Linked DNA regions of Mus musculus: region 2 is linked to region 1. Evidence: chromatin loops called from intact Hi-C (ENCODE). Cell type or tissue: heart. All regions are shown on one strand. Links, peaks and the distances in the headings refer to the core of each region. The heading gives the core; the rest is flanking DNA.

What was found. Hi-C counts contacts between places; a loop is a spot of excess contacts. Peaks named below come from ENCODE experiments on the same cell type or tissue, not always from the same donor. Only the 100,000 strongest peaks of a DNase experiment are listed, where the experiment ranks them.
Region 2: it touches region 1 in a loop (5-fold over the local background); 2 of 42 quality-filtered maps call a loop at or near these places.

The regions. Positions count from the first base shown.
Region 1 is chr5:65,322,322-65,332,825 of GRCm38, reverse strand. All of the region lies in intron 1 of Rfc1 (replication factor C (activator 1) 1), which reads left to right. Among named protein-coding and RNA genes, the nearest start is that of Rfc1, 8.1 kb to the left of the region's middle. In heart, for the core only: no CTCF peak of the experiment used is centred there; a DNase peak (open chromatin) is centred at 6,325.
Region 2 is chr5:65,271,478-65,281,981 of GRCm38, reverse strand. Rfc1 (replication factor C (activator 1) 1) reads left to right here. Exons shown (of 25, transcript NM_001347357.1): 13 at 2,168-2,525; 14 at 3,159-3,271; 15 at 4,511-4,625; 16 at 6,201-6,292; 17 at 6,463-6,600; 18 at 7,512-7,607; 19 at 7,933-8,031; 20 at 9,450-9,604; 21 at 9,724-9,841. Among named protein-coding and RNA genes, the nearest start is that of Rfc1, 59 kb to the left of the region's middle. In heart, for the core only: no CTCF peak of the experiment used is centred there; no DNase peak of the experiment used is centred there.

The DNA.
Region 1 (10,504 bases), core at 1,696-9,695:
GGATGAATAATAACTACTACCTTGATAACTTAACATTAAAAATTATATTTATTTACTTTTTTCTTTTTTTTTTTAAAAGATTTATTTTTTCATTTATTATATGTAAGTACACTGTACCTGTCCTCAGACACTCCAGAAGAGGGAGTCAGATCTCGTTACCGATGGTTGTGAGCCACCATGTGGTTGCTGGGATTTGAACTCCTGACCTTCGGAAGAGCAGTTGGGTACTCTTACCCACTGAGCCATCTCACCAGCCCATTTATTTACTTTTTAAAAAATGTGTGTGTGTGTCATAGCATAGTTGTAGAGGATCCAGGTTTAGTTTCCAGCACCCACCCACATGACAGCTTATAGCAGCCTGGTCCTCTTAATTAAAAGATATACTTATTAGTTTATGCATGTAAGTGTTTGCTTGCATGCTTGCATGTGCACCATGTATTGTGCTTGGTGCCTGAGGAAGCCAGAAGAGGGTGTTGGATTTCCTGAAACTGGAGTTACAGGTTGCTATGAGCTGCCATGTGGGTGCTGGGAACTGAACCTGGGTCCTCTATAAGGGCAGCAAGTGCTATTAACTGTTCAGCCTTCTTTAATGGAATATTTGCAGAATTAAGACAATTTTAAGGGCCAGAGAGATGGTTCAGTTGGTATAGTGCCTGCCCTACAAGCATGAAGGCTTGAGTTTGGGTCCCCAGCACTCAAAATGCAGGTGTGGTTGTATGCATTTGTAACCCCAGTGTTGAGGGAGGAAGGGAGCTAGGTGGATCCCTGGTGCTCATGACTGCCAGCCTCCGCGAATGAATCACCCGCCTGCTGCAGGTTCAATGAGAGGAACAGTGTATGCACAGCTTTGATTCTGGAGCTTGGCATGTAGTAGGCATTATATAGTTGTTCCAGCTGCAATAATCTGTTTTTCAGAAAGGATCCTAGACAGGGTCTTACTGTGTATCTGAGTGATCTGGAACTGCTATGTAAACCATGCTGGCCTTGAACTAACAGATCCTTCTGCCTCTGCTTCTGTGGCCTCTGATGGGATCAAAGGTATGCACCACCATGTCCAGCCTGTCCTTTTTATTTGGTGAGAACTTTTGTAGGTGTTTGCATCAGTTCTTAAGGGCATAAGAAGCTGGTCATGCTCTTAGCCAGTGCTTGTGCAGCAGAGGCAGAAGGATCAGGAGTTAAAGACCAATCTCTGTTACGTAGTTCCCGTTCAGCCTGCAGTTCATGAGACCCTATCTCAGAAAATTAGGAGAAAAAAAAGGGGGTAGGGGCATAGATGCTTCTGACAGTAGGTGGCTAACAGCTGCCTGTAACTCCAGCTCCCAGGGATTCAAGGCACCTGGTCCTTGAGGGCACTTGTACTCATGTCCACATACACATATAAAATACATACATCCGTACATATGTATTTGGGGTGGGATAGGTGGCTCAGCTGTTAAGAGCTCTTGTTGCTCTTGTAGAGGACCTGGGTTTGGTTCCCAGCAGCCACATGGAGGCTCACAACCATCTCTAGCTCCAGTCTGAGGAGGATTCAAAGTCCCCTGAGCTTCAGGGGCACCAGGCGTGTACATGGTATGCATGCATATACACAGGCAAAGCAGCCATCCACATAAACAGATAAAGCAAATATTTAAAAAAATTATATATTATATTGGTGTTCAATTTAGTCCTCTAGCAGTTAACACAAAAAGAAGCCTAGCAGAACCCCAGAATAAAGTTCAGTTTAACGAGTGTTTATTGAACACCTGTGCATAGTTATAGGACAGAGGTTCTTAACTTCTGCATGGGCCACTGTTCCCTTTGAGAAGTGTGGTGAGAGGTATGCAAAATTTCTGAGTGGCAGAAATGCATATAGGCACATGGACCATTTTAGGGGCTTTTCCTCTCTTCTGAAGCTCATCTGGAGACAGAGACTAACTTTGCTCTGGGAATTGTTGAACTTGAGTCTCCAGCTTTTTGTCTTTGACAGAGGTGTCAGAGAATTCAATAGTCTATTAAAAAAAAAGCCGAAGCCAGTCATGGTGGCACATACCTTTAATCTTGACACTCAGGCAGGCTGATCTCTGTGAGTTCAAGGCTAGTCTGGTCTACAAAGAGCCAGGGCTCTGTTGTTACACAGAGTAACCCTGTCTCCAAAAAACAAATAAAACAAAATAAACAAAAGAGGCCAGATAGCCCTCATGCAAAATAATAAAGAATAAACTTGGATGTTTACATTTCATACCTGATAGAAAACAGGGATGAATAAAGAATAAACTTGTACCTATATATTTCATACCTGGTAGGCCAAATTCTAGTACGAATGGGAAAGGCTGAGGCAGGAGGATCTCTGAGTTCAAGGCCAGGGTGGTCCTTAGAGTGAATTCCAGGACAAACAGAGCTATACAGAGAAATCCTGTTTTGAAAAACCAAAACCTAAAGAAAAGAAATATAGTTTTGCATTTTAGTGGTTTACAAAGTAGAAGCTTGTTAAATATTTGAGTAGTCTTTGTGAAGTATGTTGATGATAATTTTTCTTGTGAATTTGGTGGGTCATTTAGAATGTTAAACAATATTTGTATTTCTTTGCTCATTTTAAAATAGAGAAGTAAGACCAATGTGTATTGCCGTGTCAGCTGCTCTGCAGAGCATCAAAGGCAAATGACAGTGACATAGTTTGTGCCCTCTCTCCTTTCACATCTACCACATCTGCTGGTTGAGCTCCTAACAAGTGCAGAACAGTAATGAGAGCTGCTTCTGTCTGCTTCAGAGCAACGTGCATCAGTGTTTATACTCCAGGGTTTCTGAAGCCGAAGTTCATCTAATGCTGCATTTCTTCTGGGTTTGTGAGGGTATAGTAAAAAGTTTTGTTTTTCATCTCTACTTATGCTAGTAGATTTGAAACCAACTTGGAAATGTCTTAGTACAGATTAAAAATTAGAAAACGTACCCATCTTCTTTTCAGTACCTGACAAAATCTGGTAATTTAGTTTGATCTGTGTTTATCAAAATTATACTTGGGTTGCCTGATTTGCAACACTAATTTCTAGTCAAGTCATCTTGCAGAATTGTTAATACACCGTAGAGATGGGACCTGCCTCTCTCTGTCTCTGTCCCTGCCTTTCTCTCTGTTGAGATGGCTTTGCCAAGTAGTCGAGGGTGGTCTCATGCTCTTGCCTCACACTCCCCAGGGCTGGGGTTGAAGGGATGGTTAGCTGTTTCCCCCTTATGTTTAGGTCAGTCTTCAATTTAAATATTGGTTTTTATTTACGTGTATTTGTGCGTGTCTGAGTGAATGTCGTAAGTGTGAGTTACCTTGGAGGCTACAGTTACAGGTGATTGAATATAAACCCCTGACAGAAATGCTGGGGATAACTCAGGTCCTGGAAGAGTAGAAAGTGCTGTCACTATAAGGTATTCCTCCAGAACTAACTTTCAGTCAGTCAGTATGCTTATTTATTTATTTTTGGGTTTTTTGAGACAGGGTTTTTCTGTTTAGCTCTGGCCACGCTGTCTAGGAACTCTGAGATTTGTCTTCCCTGCCTCCTGAGTGCCAGGATTTAAGGCCTGTACCACCACTGCTGGCCCACTCTTCAGTTTTAAAACTTTTGCTAGAGAATGGCTTCTTGGCATTCTCAGTTTCTTAGTAGGGTTAACAACTTGTAGACTTGTTCTGTGAATTAAGCACATTGACTTTGTTTATTTATTGTCCTATGAGGCAGAGTCTCATATGTCCCAGGCTGTTGTGGAACTGAGAGTGACCTTGAACTTGAGTTCCATCTGCTGCCTGTACCTTCCAAGTGCTGGGCCTATAGGAATGTATCGCTCTGCCCAGCCACAATTTATTTATGTAACCAGGCACACCGATTTACTGACTTATTTTATTAATTTATTGTGTGTGCATACATGCCTGCCACAGTACATGTGTGGAGGTCAGAGGCAACTTGGAAATTGAACTTAGGGTATCAGGGTTGGTGACAAGCACTTTTACCCACTGTGTCATCACACTAGCTCTCCTGCCCCTCGCCCCTCCTCCCACCTCTTCAGTGCTAGCGAGTGGACCTAAGCCTTATGGATTATAGACAAATATTTTCTCCTGAGTTACATCCCACACCTGTATTTGGAGTTTTGTGTGTGTGCTTCATTTTGAATACTTCTGGGGAAAATACCACTCATCAGGCTTATGCAAGCTGAAAACTTTCTGATGTGCCGGTATAGACTGTGTAAACTTTCTGATGTGCCGGTATAGACTGTGTAAACTTTCTGATGTGCCGGTATAGACTGTGTAAACTTTCTGAAGTGCCGGTATAGACTGTGTAAACTTTCTGAAGTGCCGGTATAGACTGTGTTTCTTTCTGATGTGCCGGTATAGACTGTGTAAACTTTCTGATGTGCCGGTATAGACTGTGTTTCTTTGGCACACACACACATATGTTTTGGAACATTTTACTGATTATTTTGGAGCATTTTATTTGTCAGTCTCTGCAAGGGTAGATGCCGCAGGGACAGAGAACTGCTCTGTAGTATCTGGCATATGTTACATTTTCCATGAATATTTGATGTGTGAATGAACTTTGTAATCCCAATAAAAATATCAATAAGGTAAGAGTTACTGTCATTTTCCCGAGTAGCAGTTCTCAACTTGGTGGTCACACCCCCTTGGGGGTTGTTGAACAACCCTTTCACAGAAATCACCAAAGACCGCTGGAAAACAGCTATTTACATTACAATTCATAACAGTAGCAAAATTACAGTTATGAAGTAGTAACATGGTTAGGAAGGGTGAGAACTACTACTCTAGGGGCTGGAGAGATGGCTCAATGGTTAAGGGCACTTGCTGCTCTGGCAGAGGACCTGGGTTCAGTTCCCAGAGCCCACATAGAGGCTCATAACCTTCCCATAACTCCATTTCCAGGAGACCCGAAGCCTCTTCTGATCACTATAGGCGCCAGGCACGTATATGACATGCACACATACATGCAGGCTAAACACTCATTCTCATCAAATAAATAAATTTATTAAAAATATTTTTGTTCATGACTTTGTATTTAAATTATTAAAAGATTTCATGATTGGGTGTGGTGACAGTACTCAAAAGGCAGAGGCAGAGCATCCTGAGTCTACATAGCCAATTCCAGACCAGTCAGGGCTATATGTGAAACCTTGGATTATTTTAGTTTTTTTTTTTTTTTTTTTTTTTTTTTTCAGGATGGTAAGGTAGCCATTAGAAACATGGTCCTTTACTGTATTATATCATAGGTCTGTTTTTGGTTTGAACTTAAGTTATGTGATCACATAGATAGTTGAAATTTGATATTTTTGGATTAGAAATCATTTGTGAAATGTTAATCTCCAGATGAATGAGGACAACAATCCCAGTATGTTAGCTGTGGTCAATGTCAGAAATCTGAAATAAATGGTACCATCAGTGTCAGACACTAGTTGCCCCACTCTAGCCAGTGTGAAAAGAGAGACTGCAGGGCGTGGTGGCACACGCCTTTAATCCCAGCACTCGGGAGGCAGAGGCAGGTGGATTTCTGAGTTCGAGGCCAGCCTGGTCTACAAAGTGAGTTCCAGGACAGCCAGGGCTACACAGAGAAACCCTGTCTTGAAACCCCCCCTCCCCTCCCAAAAAAAAGCCTAAAAGAAAAGAAAGAGACCTTAGTGTTTTAAACCTGATTAGATAATTATTTCCATGTTGTACTCAGTTTTTTCTTTCTTTCTTTCTTTTTTTTTTTTTTTTTTTAATTTTGTAATTTTGGATCAGGGACCTGAAACTGTCTATGATGAGTGTTTAAGAGACTCTATTGTATTCTCTGAATTATCCCAGCCTTGTCACCTGGTGATGGTAGTGTACCCCTTTAGTCCCAGCACTTGGGAGGTGGATCTCTGAGTTTGAGACCAGCCTGGTCTATAGAGTGAGGTCTAGGACAGCCAGGGCTACACAGAGAATCCCCACAAATAGACAGACATTTTTTTTTTTTTTTTTATTGTTAAGAAGAGCCTGTGAGGAAGTGTCAGGAAGAGATATAGAGGCCTGGTTTCTCTTCCCAGCTGGGCTTTATTTTTCTCTGCTCAGCTTGTGTTCTCTAAGGACAGACAGAGAGCAGACAGATGGAGGCTCTGTGGGAATGGAGGGGCTTTTGTTTTGTTTATGTTCTTCTCTTTCCTGTGTCTTTTCTTCTGAGCACTGAGCACTGATCCTGGTCTGTCCAAGGCGCTGAGAAGTATTTAGTGGTGGCCTGAGTGAAAGGGAATCTGGAGGGACCATAGAGCAGTTTTCTTCCCGGGACATACAGTTGTGTCTCGTGTCCCGTGTAGTCGTCTCACTCCACCTTTGTAAAGACCACACTTGGCTAGCTCATGGTGTCCTCCTCAGGGAGGTGCTTGAGGCAGTGCTAAACTTAGCTAAAACAATCATGTTTGCTGTGTGTAGTGACAGTTTTGATTTCTAAAAAAAGTAATTTGTGTGGCTAAAAGCCAATTTTGAAGGAGAGGAAGTGGCCTACTAAAAGTGAAAGTTGTTTTTGTCTTTTGTAGCCACAATATGGTAATGTGACACAAGTCAGGCGTCTAATATAGAAGTGAATTTTAATAATTTAGTTCAGAGTAATACACAGTGCTAATTTAATATCTCTCTGTGTATCCACCCATGTCTGTGTGTGTGTGTCCGTGTGTCTGTCTGTCCAGAGGAAGACCCCTGGCATCCTGCTGTTTTTCTTCACCCTATTTTTTTTTTGAGATAGGGCCTTTCACTGAACTTCGAGCTAGCCAGCCCCAGTCCTCTTGTCTATGCTCCCATCTCAGTGCTGGGCTTACACATGTGTGCACTCATGCTTGGATCTTTGTGTGGGTTTGGGGATTTGAACTTAGGCCCTCATGTTTGCATAGCATGCACTCTTACAGCTGAGATGTCTCTCCACCGCCTGCTTACATTTTCTTAAAACAAAAAACAGCAAGAACAGTCATAGCAAAAATCCCAATCAAGGGTTTCCTGGGGGAGTATGTATGCTTGTCTAGCCCTTTCTGGCCTGGTACTTATTATTTTAAATTTCTTTATTACATGTAAGTACACTGTAGCTGTCTTCAGACACTTCAGAAGAGGGCGTCAGATCTTGTTACAGATGATTGTAAGCCACCATGTGGTTGCTGAGATTTGAATTCAGGACCTTGAGAAGAGCAGTCGGTGCTCTTAACTGCTGACCCATCTCACCAGCCCTGCCTGGTAGTTGTTTCATAGCCCTGACTGGCTTTGAACTTGATAGTCCTGCTTTCAGCTTCCCAGTGCTGCAATTGCATACGTGTGCCACCATGCCTAGTGAAGTTTGTTTTAGTACTCATAATATTTATTTCGTTCAGTAATTTATATGTCCTCTTGCATTTTTTTTTCTGTTTGTTCTTGTTTTTGATTTTGTTTTTCGGAAATAGGGTCTCACTACATAGTCTTGTTTTACCTGATAGACCAGGCTGGCCTTGAACTTACAGAGATCTGTCTGCTCCAGGTACAAGGATTAAGGATATGCACCACCACCAAAAAGTTTTTTTTCCTTTTTTAAACTTATTTTTATTTTATGTGTGTGGATGTTTTTGTTTGGATGTGTGTCTGTAACATGCGACTACAATGCCCTTAAAAGGCCAAGAGAAAGTATTGGACTCTCTGGACCCAGACGGTTGTTAGCCACCATGTGACTGCTGAGATGTGAACTTAGGTCCTTTGGAAGAGCAGCCAGTGCTCTTTAGCACTAAACCATCTCTATTCCATTTAATAAATTTTTAGTTTAAAAAGTATTGGGCCATCCCTGGTGGTGCAAGCTGTAACTGTAGCCACAGAGAGGCTAAGGCAGGAAGGCCACAAGGTCAGGCCCTGCTTAGATTACAGAATGCTTTCAAGGCTAGCCTGGGCATTTTAATGAACCTTGTCTCAAAGATAAGAAATGGGCCAGGAATGGAGCTTAGTGGTAGAGTACTTGTTTAGTGTGGGCAAGACCTCAGGTTCAAGCTCCCAGGGCTGTAATAAGTTGAAAATTTATAATTCCTACTAGAAAAACATGATTTGAACGAGTGCTCAGGTAACAATGTTAAGCTGTATTTGGTCAAGGGGTAGAGATTAGCATCAAAGTGTAGTTCTGCTCGGGATGGCCAAGACTGGTTTGGGTTGCTTAGCTGTCCGTTAGATGAGAGCTTCATCACTCTAAAGTCAACTGGACGTTTACTGATGAGATTCATAAGCTTTGAGTGTTCAGATACTTGCCGTATTTACTTGTTTCCCTAACACATCTAAAAGACCACAGTCACTTCTGGATCCTACATAGCTGCAAGAACCTTTGGGGGATTCCTGCCATTCCAGGCATGTGTGTCCTTCCTGTTCCAGGCACCTCTCCAGGAAACTGACCTGGCATCATTCCTAAGATGCTGTAGAACACCTGTTCTGAGCGTTGCCTTCTAACCCTTTCTAGTCTGTTTGGCTCATTCTTTGACCAAATGTTCTACAGTTTTCTAGGCCCACCCTTGAATTTCTCTCTCTTATTATTATTATTATTATATTTTATTATTTATTTATATTATATTATTATTATATTATTTTTTATTATGTACTTTGGTGTTTTGACTGCATGTATGTCTATGTGAGGGTGTTGGAACAGGAGTTAAAGACAGTTGTAAGCTGTCATGTGGGTGCTGGGAATTGAATCTGGGTCCTCTGGAAGAACAGCTAGTGCTCTTAACCACTGAGCTATCTCTCCAGCCCTAGATTTATTATTTTTATATTATGTATATGTGTGCATCTCTGTAGGTATGTGCTTGTGAGTTCATGTGCCTGTTGAGGCCAGAAGAGGACATCAGATCCCCTAGAGCTAGAGTTACAGGTGGTTGTGAGTCACCCTGCGTAAGTGCTGGGAGTTGAATTCAGGTCTTCTGCAAGAGCAGCACACACTTTAACCTCTAGCACCTTCATCCTTGGATTTCTGTCTGGCCAGGACAAAATTGTAGACTGCTGCTTCCTAGCTGCCCAGCACTGTGTGAGCTTTCCCTCTCACCGAAAGGCGGAGTGAGTCAGGGTTTGTTCCCGTGTCTCTGTCACTGTCTTAGATGGCAGCCTCTGTAATGTGGTGAGGACAGTGATTCTCCTAGGATACAGAATGACCCAGTGGAGCTTTAGTTTGATGGCTGCTGTGAAGAAGGTCGTGGGCCTTCCATGTTGGTCCTTTTCACTAGGTTTACCCAGCATCTGGCTTAGTTCTGCATTTTCCATTTCTGTGGCTGTTGCCTATCTGTCTCATGTAGATGTAATTAGCCTTGAATTGCTTTGATAGCTGACTTTGAACTCATGATCCTCCCTTGGCTGCCTTCAGAGTGCTGGGGGTTGCCCTTGTGCATCTCCATGCTTAGTTTCATCCTCCTTTCTCTCCTTCCCTTCCTTCTTCCCCTTCCCCCTTTCCGTCTCCCCTCTCCCTCCTCCCTCTCTTCATCCCTCCCTCCTCCCTCTCTTCATCCCTCCCTCCTCCCTCCCTTCCTTTTGAGACAAGAGCTGTCTATGATGTCCTGACTGGTCTGGAACTCACTATGTTGCACTTGAATTTACATTCTAGCCGATTACTTTGGCTGGGATTAAGTGTTCCACACCTGCCCCACTTCCTCCTCTCTTTCCTTCCTTCCTTTCTTTTGAGACAAGGTCTCTGTTATGTAGCTCTGGCTGTCCTAGAACTCACTGTGTAGACCAGGCTGGTTCTAAAGTGATTAAAGGTGTCAGCCACCTTTCCATTTCTTTTTTTTTTTTTTCTGGTTTTTTGAGACAGGGTTTCTGTGTGTAGTCTTGGCTGTCCTGGAACTCACTCTGTAGACCAGGCTGGCCTCGAACTCAGAAATCTGCCTGCCTCTGCCTCCCGAGTGCTGGGATTAAAGGCGTGCGCCACCACCGCCCAGCTACTTTCTGTTTTTAAGACAGGGACTTAACTCTGTGGTAGTTGGCTGGCATCGAACTTATATTTCTTTTGCCTCAGCCTTCAAAGTGAGATTACAGGTAAGCATCACCGTGCCTGGGAAATCTGTCTTTATGGATGTTTGAGCATCATATTAATCCACTTAGAAGAAGGTCTTGTCATTGTCAAAATTGTAAAAGAAAATGTAAAAAATAACTTCTTTTTCTCGGGTTGGCTTGATTAATTATCGAGAAAAGGTACTTGCTACCAAGCCTGTTGACTCCTGAGACCCATGTTATGGAAGGAGAGAAGTGACTCCTGAAAGTTGTCCTTGGACCTCCACCGATGTGTCCCCACGTACATACATAGTCACGCATACAGAAGAAGTAAGTGAAAAAAGAGTTAGCCCCTTTCTAACTCCCCATTCAGCAGAACTCCACGGGCAGCTGAGTGAGCGAGGGCCTTGGCCCTTTATTTGGCATATCACTTGGCTTGTTCCGCATTTCATCAAGGCGTTGAACACCTGCAATACTAGACAGGAAGTGTTACTCACTCGGGAGAGTAAGGTGACACCGCGCTCTAGGAGCCAGGCTGCTCACCTTGCATGTTAT
Region 2 (10,504 bases), core at 759-8,758, 50 kb after region 1:
TTATATATATAAGGTATTTATATATTATATTATATTGTGACTATTGTGAAGGGTGTTGTCTCCCTAATTTCTTTCTCAGCCTGTTTATCCTTTGTGTAGAGAAAGGCCATTGATTTGTTTGAGTTAATTTTATATCCAGCTACTTCAGTGAAGCTGTTTATCAGGTTTAGGAGTTCTCTGGTGGAATTTTTAGGATCACTTATATATACTATCATATCATCTGCAAATAATGATATTTTGACTTCTTCCTTTCCAATTTGTATCTGAAGGAAGTGTTTTTACTGCTGGGCTTTAGCATCTTTAGTGAAAACTTTATTAGGAGTTTTTCAATTAACAGAAACCAATCTGTATAAGAAAGGGAAAAGAAAAGAAAAGGAAAGAGAAGAAGAAAGTGTTGGCTTGCATAGCTAGGCTGTGGGCAGGATGGGCTTAGTCTACCAAGTTGGCAGGACTTCTGAACTCTTCCATTGTCTGTGTTTGTATCTACCAGTGCTGTCACATTTATTCCACTGTCTGCCTGCATGCCAAGATTCTTGTCCCTAGAGTGTCACCAATGTGACTAGATTGTCCACCCAGATTATTCCAGTAGAAAAGTCCTAGGAATGAAGTGTGCTCTGTAACCATGGTTGAGCTGTAACAAGTGCAGTGTGATACAGTGTGTTTTCGCCTCACGGCACATTGGTTCCTGTTGTCCTTTGTCTGCTCCAGGGTCCTATTGGCTTGCACTGCTTCAGCCTCCTCCAGCCTACGGTGGTTCTGTTTCCTCAGTTTCTTCTGCTTAGCTGTTTGTAGACTGTCATAGCATCGTGTGATGTTTCTCACAGTTAGGTTGTGTTACCCAGTTTGGGAAGAACACGATATTGTGTCCTGCTCAGTGTGTCTCACACACGATAATGATATACCTTGATCAGTTGGTTGAGATCGTGTCTGCGGGTCTCCGTGAGTGAGAAGACTTTCTGCTCTGTAGCTTATAGCTTTGCTGAGTGGATAGTTACCTTATATCTCCAGAAACCTCCGCCCTAACTAGGTAGTTATAATAAGTTCTAGCATTGCTGGAAGGCGTTTAACTGTTTTAGAAATTAAGATATTATTTCCATTTTTTTAAACTCGCTTTTTAAAAAATGTAATTCATACCTGTGCAGTGATCATTAGTATTTAATTAAAAAATTACATTTATTTAGGGGGCTAAAGAAGTGGCTCAGCAGTTAAGAGCATTGGCTCCTCTTTCAGGGAACCCAGGTTCAATTTGCAGCACTCACATGGCAACTGAGTGACACTGTCTGTGACTCCAGCTCCAGGGACCCTACTCATACATGGAGGCAGAACAGCAATGTACATACAATTTAAAAAATTACATTTATTTATTATTGACTACATGTATTTATGTCTGGGTACATGTGAAGGTCAGAGGACATCTTCCTTGAGTTGGTTCTGTCCTTTCACAGTGAGGGTTTTGAGGATTGAAGTTAGGTCAGTAGGCTTGGTGGCAAGTGCCTTTACCCAGTGAGCCATCTTGTTGACCCAGTTACTGCATCTCATTCCAGACTCTGTCATTACCTCCAAAAAGAAATCCTATACTTAATGATAGTCGCTTGTCATACCCTCTGCCTGGTGGCCACTATGCTCTGTTCTAAGGATTTACCTATTTTGGACATTTTGTATAAGTAAAATTTTCTGGTTTTAGCCCTTTTATTTTCTGTAATGGTTTCTAGGCGAACCAAGTTGTATATATTAGTATCCATTCCTTTTTATAGTTAAATAATATTCCATTGGGTGGATCTCAGTCATTTTTTGTTTATGCTGAGTTCCCCAGTGGATGTTTGGGCTCTTCTTTTATGGCTGTAATGCGCATGTGCACCATGTAACACAGCACTGCTGTGACGTTGTATATGTGCGTTTTAGAGGAGACGTTGGTTTTACGTAGTCAAGAAGCTTTAAAGCAAGTTGTTTACCTCATGATCCTGTCTTTATTTTAAAAATGATGACTGTATTGGCTTTCTGGGCGTGTTGTTAATGTTTGTGAAGTTTGGAAAATGGTGACTGCAGACACTGATAGCCCATTGTGACAGCAGCCCAGTCACTTGGCTGTGTCAGTTTGCCTCTGGGGAGTGTGTGGCAGGACAGGAATCTTCTGTGTTTCATCAGGCCTTTTTGATTTCCCCTGCAGATGAAGAAAGAAAAGTCCAAATTGGAGCGAACACCCCAAAAAAATGATCAAGGAAAAAGAAAAATTAGTCCAGCCAAGAAGGAGTCAGAGTCTAAAAAGTGCAAGCTGACTCTCCTAAAGAACAGTCCTATGAAGGCAGTGAAGAAGGAGGCAAGCACGTGCCCAAGGGGCCTGGATGTCAAGGAGACACATGGCAACCGCAGTAGCAACAAAGAGGAATGTCTGCTCTGGGTGGATAAGTACAAGCCCGCCTCACTCAAGAACATAATCGGACAGCAGGGTGACCAGAGCTGTGCCAACAAATTACTACGTTGGCTCAGAAACTGGCACAAGAGTTCTCCTGAAGAGAAAAAACATGGTGATTTCACAACTTTAGTCATTTTCTGTGTGTCTGTCAACATATGTAGTGCTCAGTTGTATTCATGGCCAAAGGCTCATGCATGGTTCATTTGCCTGTCATCAAGTATTTATCGAGGCTTGTTGAGTGCCCAAGTGCTCTAGGCCCTGGTGGTGCTTCTGTGAACAAAGCAGGCCCTTCAGGGGCCCCCAGAGAGTGGGGAGATTATGAGCCAGCTGTTAAAATGCATGTGCCAAGTGCTTTTGTAGGGTAAGTACAGGGAGCTAGCTCTGGGGATGCTGGTGTGTAGTCAAGGAAGAGGGTGTGAGCGCTCAGCCCTGGAGCGACCTTGGAGTCCAGGTAGCAGACAGCTGGGCTAAGGGAGATGGGTGTGGTATTGGGCTGGAGGAACAACCAGTGCCAGTGTCTGAAGGCCTGTGAGAGAGAGAATGCCCAGGGCCCTTAAGGAAACTGGAAGAAGCTGAGGTAAGCACTGGCACAGTGACCTACAGCCTCATTACATTGCCATTTGCTTTTGGTCTGCACTCTCCTCTCTGCTTTGCAAAGCTCTCGGGCAGTTCATAAATGGTTCCTTCTGATCTGGAGTGTCTGAAATATGGTGCATGTTAATGCTCTGGAACTTCTCTTCCCTAGCAGCAAAGTTTGGCAAACTTGCCAGCAAAGATGATGGCTCCAGTTTCAAGGCAGCTCTGCTGTCTGGCCCTCCAGGTGTTGGCAAAACCACTACAGCTTCTCTTGTGTGTCAGGTGGGTGCCCTGTCATAGTGCAGTGATCAGCTCGTGTGTGTGTGTGTGTGTGTGTGTGCGTGTGTGTGTGTCTGTGTTAATCTACAGTGTATATTTTTCTAAAGTCAAACTTTAGAATTTTCTTTGGCTTTAGTGGTGTTTGTCACTTCTTTTTTTTTTTTTTTTTAATGCTATTATTCTGGCTGGGTGTGGTAGTGCATGCCTATAATCCCAGCATTGAGGAAGCAGGTGAATCTCGAGGTTAATTCAAGGCCAGCCTAGTCTACATAGTAAGTTCCAGGACACAAGTCTTTTTAAAAAAAATCTAAAGAAAATTAAAGAAAAAAAAAACAAACCCCACCTTAAACCTGTTATTGAATTGGCTATTATAAAAACATCCATTTTCCCTTATAGGTGGAGGATGTGTTACTAGGCGCTCAGGAGATGCCGTGGCTGCAGGTGGTACAGAGCCCTGTGCACCGTGCCCTGCAGCAGTGCCACTTCATATAGTTAGTCTGCCTCCTGTGTCCTGGCACCCTCCTTGCCTCCCCCTCTTACTGTCTAGGGCCACGGTACTGGCTGGTTTTGTGTAAACTTGACATAAGCCAGACCTTAGAAGGAAGGAGCCTCAGGTAAGGAAATACCTCTGTGAAATCCAGCTGTAAGGCGTTTTCTCAATTAGTGATCAGTGGGGGAGGGCCCAGCCCATTGTGGGTTGGGCCATCCCTGGGCTGATGGTCCTGGGTTCTATAAGAAAGGCTTAGCAGGACAGACAGCAGACCCTCTATGGCCTCTGGATCAGCTCCTGAATCCAGGATTCTGCTCTGTATGTGTCCCTGTCCTGACTTCCTTCAGTGATCCACAGTGATATGGAAGTGTAAGCCAAATAAACCCGTTCCTCCCCAACTTGCTTTTCAGTCATGGTGTTTCATCAAAGCAATAGAAACCCTAACTAAGACAGCCATTATTAAGTAAGGGTTATTTGAATACACCCACTATGATACAGGCAGGTGGTCTGATACCCTGGCATGAGCCACCATACATAGCTTACCAGCTGTGGTTTTAAAACCAAACTCCTCTGTGTATGTGTTGTTTTAAGAATCTCTAATGCTGTGGGGAATTAGATTTGTGGCCTTTTGGTATCATACTTAATTTTTTACTCATGTTTAATGTGACTTTTGGAACCTCTGTGTTCCTTAATCAGCTGCTGCCCAGGATCATTTGCACTGTTATAATAATGATTTTTAATATTTTGACTAGGAATTGGGCTACAGTTATGTGGAACTAAATGCAAGTGATACTCGGAGTAAGAACAGTTTGAAAGCAGTTGTTGCTGAATCCTTGAACAACACCAGCATCAAAGGCTTTTATACAAGTATGTGCCCTTTTTGAACTGTGGCTATAGATGTGGTTTAAGAAAAACAAGTCACTTCAGTGTTCTGTAATGAGCACTCCTGTGTGGTAAGTATCCTGAGGCATCAAGATAGGAAAGGCCTTTGGCATAACTCTTCTGGGGCATTAGTTCTGCTCTGTGATCTCAGAGGTTTTTGAGACTGGGATAGAAATGTGTGCATATACAGTTTTCATTTTGTGTGTGATGTTGGACAGTTCCAGGTGAGTCTTGTAAAGGAGAACGGGGAGAGTGAAGTGCACCGTTCACTGAGGCCGAAAGCCTGTGTGTGTGTGTGTGTGGGGGGGGGGGGGAGCTGATTGTGTACTCTGCAGTAAAAGGATGACTTGATTCAGAGAGCCTTGAAGAATGAAAGGGCCCATTTATAGCAAGAAGGTGTGATCACTGTGGAAGGTTGTGTTGTAACTAGTGGTCCCAAAAGGCTGAGTTCATGGGGAAATGAAGATGTATCAGGTAAGGATCCACATGCCTGTGGAGAGTGCCATAGAACTGCGGTACTTTTATGTTAGAAGTTAGTTTTTGAAAGAAATTGCTCAGAAGAGTCCTCCCCCCTTCTTTCTTTCTCTCCTCCTTCCCTCCTTCTCTTTCTTCCCTCTCCCTCCCTCCCTCTCCCATCCCCCCACTTTTTCTGTCTCTTGGTATATGTATGTGGGTGTGTGTGGATGTGAGACGTGTGCACCTCACCACACCCAAGATTTTTTATGTGTGTTCTAGGGTTTGAACCCAGGTTCTTATGTTTGCAAGGCAGATACTGTACTAATGGGCAGTCTTTCCATATAGCTTGCTGTACATGGCTCTTGGAAGTATTAATTAATACAACTCACTAGCAGTCTGGCATTTTTCCTCAAGTCTAAATCATACATAATTTCTAATCTATGTCAATTCTTGGAATTTAACTGTCATTATATTTTAATATGTGTAGAATGATACATGCACACACAGACACACATACACACGCACACATAGACATACACACACATACACATGCACACACAGACAAGTATACACACACACAGACATACATGCTCACACACTTAAACACACACCACATGCTCTCATCATACAGCCAAATGTACTCTCACATGTAGACACATGCACACATATGAGGATATTTACATATTAGTATGATATAAAAGCTTGAGCATCTTAATATCTTATCAATAAACTACATTACTATGCATTTTAAAGGAGAATATTAAATTACATTAAAAAGAAGTGTTTTGGGGATGGACATTACCTCTTCTGGTGTGCAGACAAAATACCCACTACATATAATAAATCTTAAAAAGAAGAGAAGTGTTACTGATGGATGGGTGGATGGATGGATGGAAACAGATCAATAACCAAGATGTATTAAGTGAAAGCCCACAAGGTACATATTTTTATGCACACAGGTTTTAAGTATGTATTGGCTATCTCTACATGGACTTTAGTGAACTGCTGGGAAGAGAGTTTGCTTTCATGGCTTCACTCTTGGAGCTGTTGGAGTTTAAATGTGTGTTGACTCTTACTGTGTTCTGTGTTCTTTCCCCTGGTCAGGTGGAGCGGCTCCTTCCGTGAGTGCGAGGCACGCCCTCATCATGGATGAGGTCGATGGCATGGCAGGCAATGAAGACAGGGGTGGAATTCAGGTAACACAAGCACTGTGGCTTCTGTTTTACTGTGGGCTTTAATTAAGAAAATAACCGTTATGTGCATGGATAATTGTAGCAGTTGAGAGCTTTTAAAAAATACTAAAATATATTGAATATCTGTTATTTTATAAAAATAATTATCCTCATATTCTAAATTTGTCTTTTAGGAGCTAATAGGCCTGATAAAGCATACTAAAATTCCCATCATTTGTATGTGCAATGATAGAAACCACCCCAAAATTCGCTCATTGGTTCATTATTGTTTTGATCTTCGTTTCCAAAGACCTCGAGTTGAACAGATTAAGGTATGATGATTATAATTACAAAGAATTTAAAAAAATTTTGGGAGTATGTGTGTTCACAGGCATACACGTGCACGCTCATGCAATGCAGTAGGGTGTACATGTGGAGGTAACAGGGCATTTCTGGGTGTCAGTTCACTTATGGGGGTTCTAGGATCAGTCGCAGGCACCAGGCATGATGGGAAATGCCTGTACCCATCTTGCTGTCTCAGGGTTCCTGTCACTATGATGAAATACTGACAAGACAACTTGAAGGGCAAAGGTTATTTGCCAGGAAGTCAGGAGTTGAGAGAGGCAGGAGCTGATTCATGGTAGATGCTGCTGAATGGCTTGCCCAGCCTGCTTTCTTATAGAACTCAGGCCACCAGCCCAGGGCTGGCCCCACCTATCATAGACTGTACCCTTTCCCATTAGTCACTAATTAAGAAAATGCCCTTCCGGCTTGCCTACAGCCTGATCTTAGGGAGGTTTTTGTCAGTCAGTTTTTCCTCTTCTCAGATAGTTTCTGTGAGGTTGATGTAAAACTAGCCTGCACACTAGCCCAGAATATTTTTAAAATGACATTATTATATTTATATAAAGGTTGATTTTTAACTTTAGGCAGTGTCAGTGCGGTAACCAGTGAGTTTTACCTAAGATATGATGATTGATAACTGAAAACTCAAGGGTCAATTTTTTTTTTCAAAACAGGGCTTCTGTGTAGCCCTGGCTGTCCTGTAGCTCTCTCTGTAGACCAGGCTGGCCTGGAACTCAATAGAGATCTGTCTGCCTCTGCCTCCTGAATGCTAGGATTAAAGGCTTAAGCAACCCAACTCAAGGGTCAGTTTTAAAAGAATCTCATAAATATCCATAGAATTGCAGATGCTATGTGTTAAAAAAATGTCAATGACAATTTTCTTGTTTGTTAATTTCAGAGTGCAATGCTGTCTATTGCATTTAAAGAGGGTTTAAAAATCCCCCCTCCAGCTATGAATGAAATAATTTTGGGAGCTAATCAAGATGTCAGACAGGTGAGTTAGATATTTATTTTGGGGAAGTTGTTACTTTTCTAAATTTAATTTTATTATTTTATGTGTGTGGATATTTTGCCTGTATTTATGTGACTTACCACTTGTGTGTCTAGATTGGCAGAGGCCAAAAGAGGGCATCAGACTCCCTGGAACTGGAGTTACAGATGGCTGCGAGCTGCTTTGTGGGTGTTGGGAGAGCAGCTGAGCCAGCTTCTAGCTCTTGGCAGTTGTCAGTACTTTAGCTGCCCACTCTCGAAACTTGCACAGGATAGGAAAAGAGCAGCCATTTCTCATCCTGGCATTGTCGTCTTTGTGTTTTTTCTAGGTTTTACACAATCTCAGTATGTGGTGTGCACAAAGTAAGGCCCTGACCTATGACCAAGCCAAGGCTGATTCTCAGAGGGCTAAGAAGGATATCAGACTGGTAAAATGAGTTTCCATTTTTTAGTTATGTTATGAAGTTGGTGTTTCTTGTCCTGCTTATATTAGCTTTGTAGACATAATTATCTCTTGGTGTACTTCTAGAGCTCACAGACTTGTCAGACCTGTAGACAGTGAGCTTTTTTTCTAGCATGGCCATCTTTATAGACTGATGAAAAGGGATATTTTAAATGAGCCCCATGCTTCCTCACTGAGAGCGATTTTTCCATTGGACCTTCTGCATGCATTTGTGGCCTCCGTGGTTGTACTATTGGGAATTCTATGTTTCAAGTGCGTTAGTTTAACTTCCAAAGCTAGAGGTCTCTATCTCTTGTCTCTGCTCTGCTTTACTATCCAAAATTATAGATAGTTAGCTTTTTTAAAAAAAGAAATGATATACTTTAGATTTTGAAGTAGTTTTAAGTTTGCAGCAAAATGTAGTAGAAGGCACAGAGGTTTCCCATGCAAGCCACTCCAGCGTACACTTCATTTAGCATCCTGCACCAGAGTCTCAGTCAGTAACTTCACTAGGGCTCATTCTTGACATTGCACACTCTGTGTTTTCTCACAGGCGGGCAGTGGTGTGTTCTACCACTGCAGAACTACAGTAGTTTCCCTGGGCTCAGACTCGGCATCCTTAATTCCTTCCTCTTTTTTTAAAAAAAGGTTTATTTATTTTTATGTATATGAGTACACTGCAGCTGTCTTTAGACACACCAGAAGAGGGCATCAGATCCCATTACAGATGGTTGTGAGCCACCATGTGGTTGCTGGGAATTGAACTCAGGACCTCTGGAAGAGCAGCAGTCAGTGCTCTTAACTGCTGAGTCATCTCTCCAGTCCCCCTCCTTCTATAACCACCAGTCTTCCATCTCCATGGTTTTGCCTGAGTGCCATGTAGTGGGAATCATACAGTGTGCAGCCTTTGGAGATTGACTTCTTTCCCACAGTAGAGTGTGTACATTCAAGGCTCCGTCATGTCCTTTAATGAACTGTTCTTTTTGTTTGTATGGTCTTTTGAGATTGCATTGCTGGTAACTCACTTGAGCTGGCCTGAAGCTCAGTATGTAGCTGAGGCAGGCTTTGAACCTCATCTCTAAGTGCTAGGATTACTGGTGTGTCCCAACATTCATGGCTGATATTTTTATTAAAATTGTTGAGTCCAAGGCCTGAGATATATCAGTTTATTTATCATTCGGTTACTGGAAGAAGTATCTTAGTACTTCTAGATTCCACAGTTGGGATGAAAGTGCTAGAACACTATGTGTAGGATTTTGTGTAAACATAATTTTAGGTCATTTGGAACCCCTAAAGTATCATATAATTCTCCTCAGCAGGCAGTGAAGGTGCCTATTGCTCCAGCGTCATCTTCACCAGTATTAGGTTTTGGTCATTCAGTCATTTTCTGCCCCTTGTTGGCAGGGCCCATTTGATGTCACTCGGAAAGTGTTTGCAGCTGGAGAGGAGACTGCACACATGTCACTGATGGACAAGTCAGATCTCTTCTTCCATGACTATTCCATAGCACCCCTCTTTGTCCAGGAGAACTACCTGCATGTAAAGCCTGTGGCTGCAGGGTGAGCACTGAGGGCAGCAAGGGGCAGGATCGGGGTTCTCTACACCACAGAGACCAGAGCCTTGTGCAAGCGTGGCTGGGAGTGGATAGTAGTGTAACTAGACTGGCTCTTCTCTGCAGAGGTGACATGAAAAAGCACTTGATGCTTTTAAGCCGGGCAGCAGATAGCATATGTGACGGTGACTTAGTGGACAATCAGATCCGGAGTAAGCAAAACTGGAGTCTTCTGCCCACCCAGGTAAGTGTAGTTGGGTTTGTTGTTATTGTCTGTCTGTCTGTCTGTCTCTCTCTCTCTCTCACACACACACACACACACACACACACACACACACGCACGCACAACGTATATTATTTATATATTATAATATAAATATTTTGCTTATATTATTTATATTATATATAGTAAATATATATAAAGTCTGTGCTTTAAAAATACATAGAGAAAATATCTGTACTTCAAGAATGAGGCATCGTTTTCTCATTTTCAAACAAACGTGTGGATGTAATTGAGAAGGCCGAGTGTGGTTACACCAACCTGTGATCCAGCAAAGGCTGACACAGGAGGACTGCCATAAGTCTGAGACTGCTCTGGGTTACAGAGTGAGTACCAGGCTAACCAGGCTCCATATCAAGACTCTGTCTCAAAAACAAACAAACAAAACAAAAACAAAAACAAAACAAACAAACAAAAACCAGGGGGCATCCTTCTTGGAGATCTTTGTTACATGGACAAATAATAGCCCCAACATTCAGAGCTGTGAGTGGAGATGAGTGGTAGAGAGCTGTCGCAAGGGTACACGGCTTTGGGTGCATGCACACGTAAACACACCACAAAATTTAAGTAAGGATACTTTTCACTTTTAATCCTGGCAGAGGCCAGAGGCAGAGGGTCTCTGAGTTT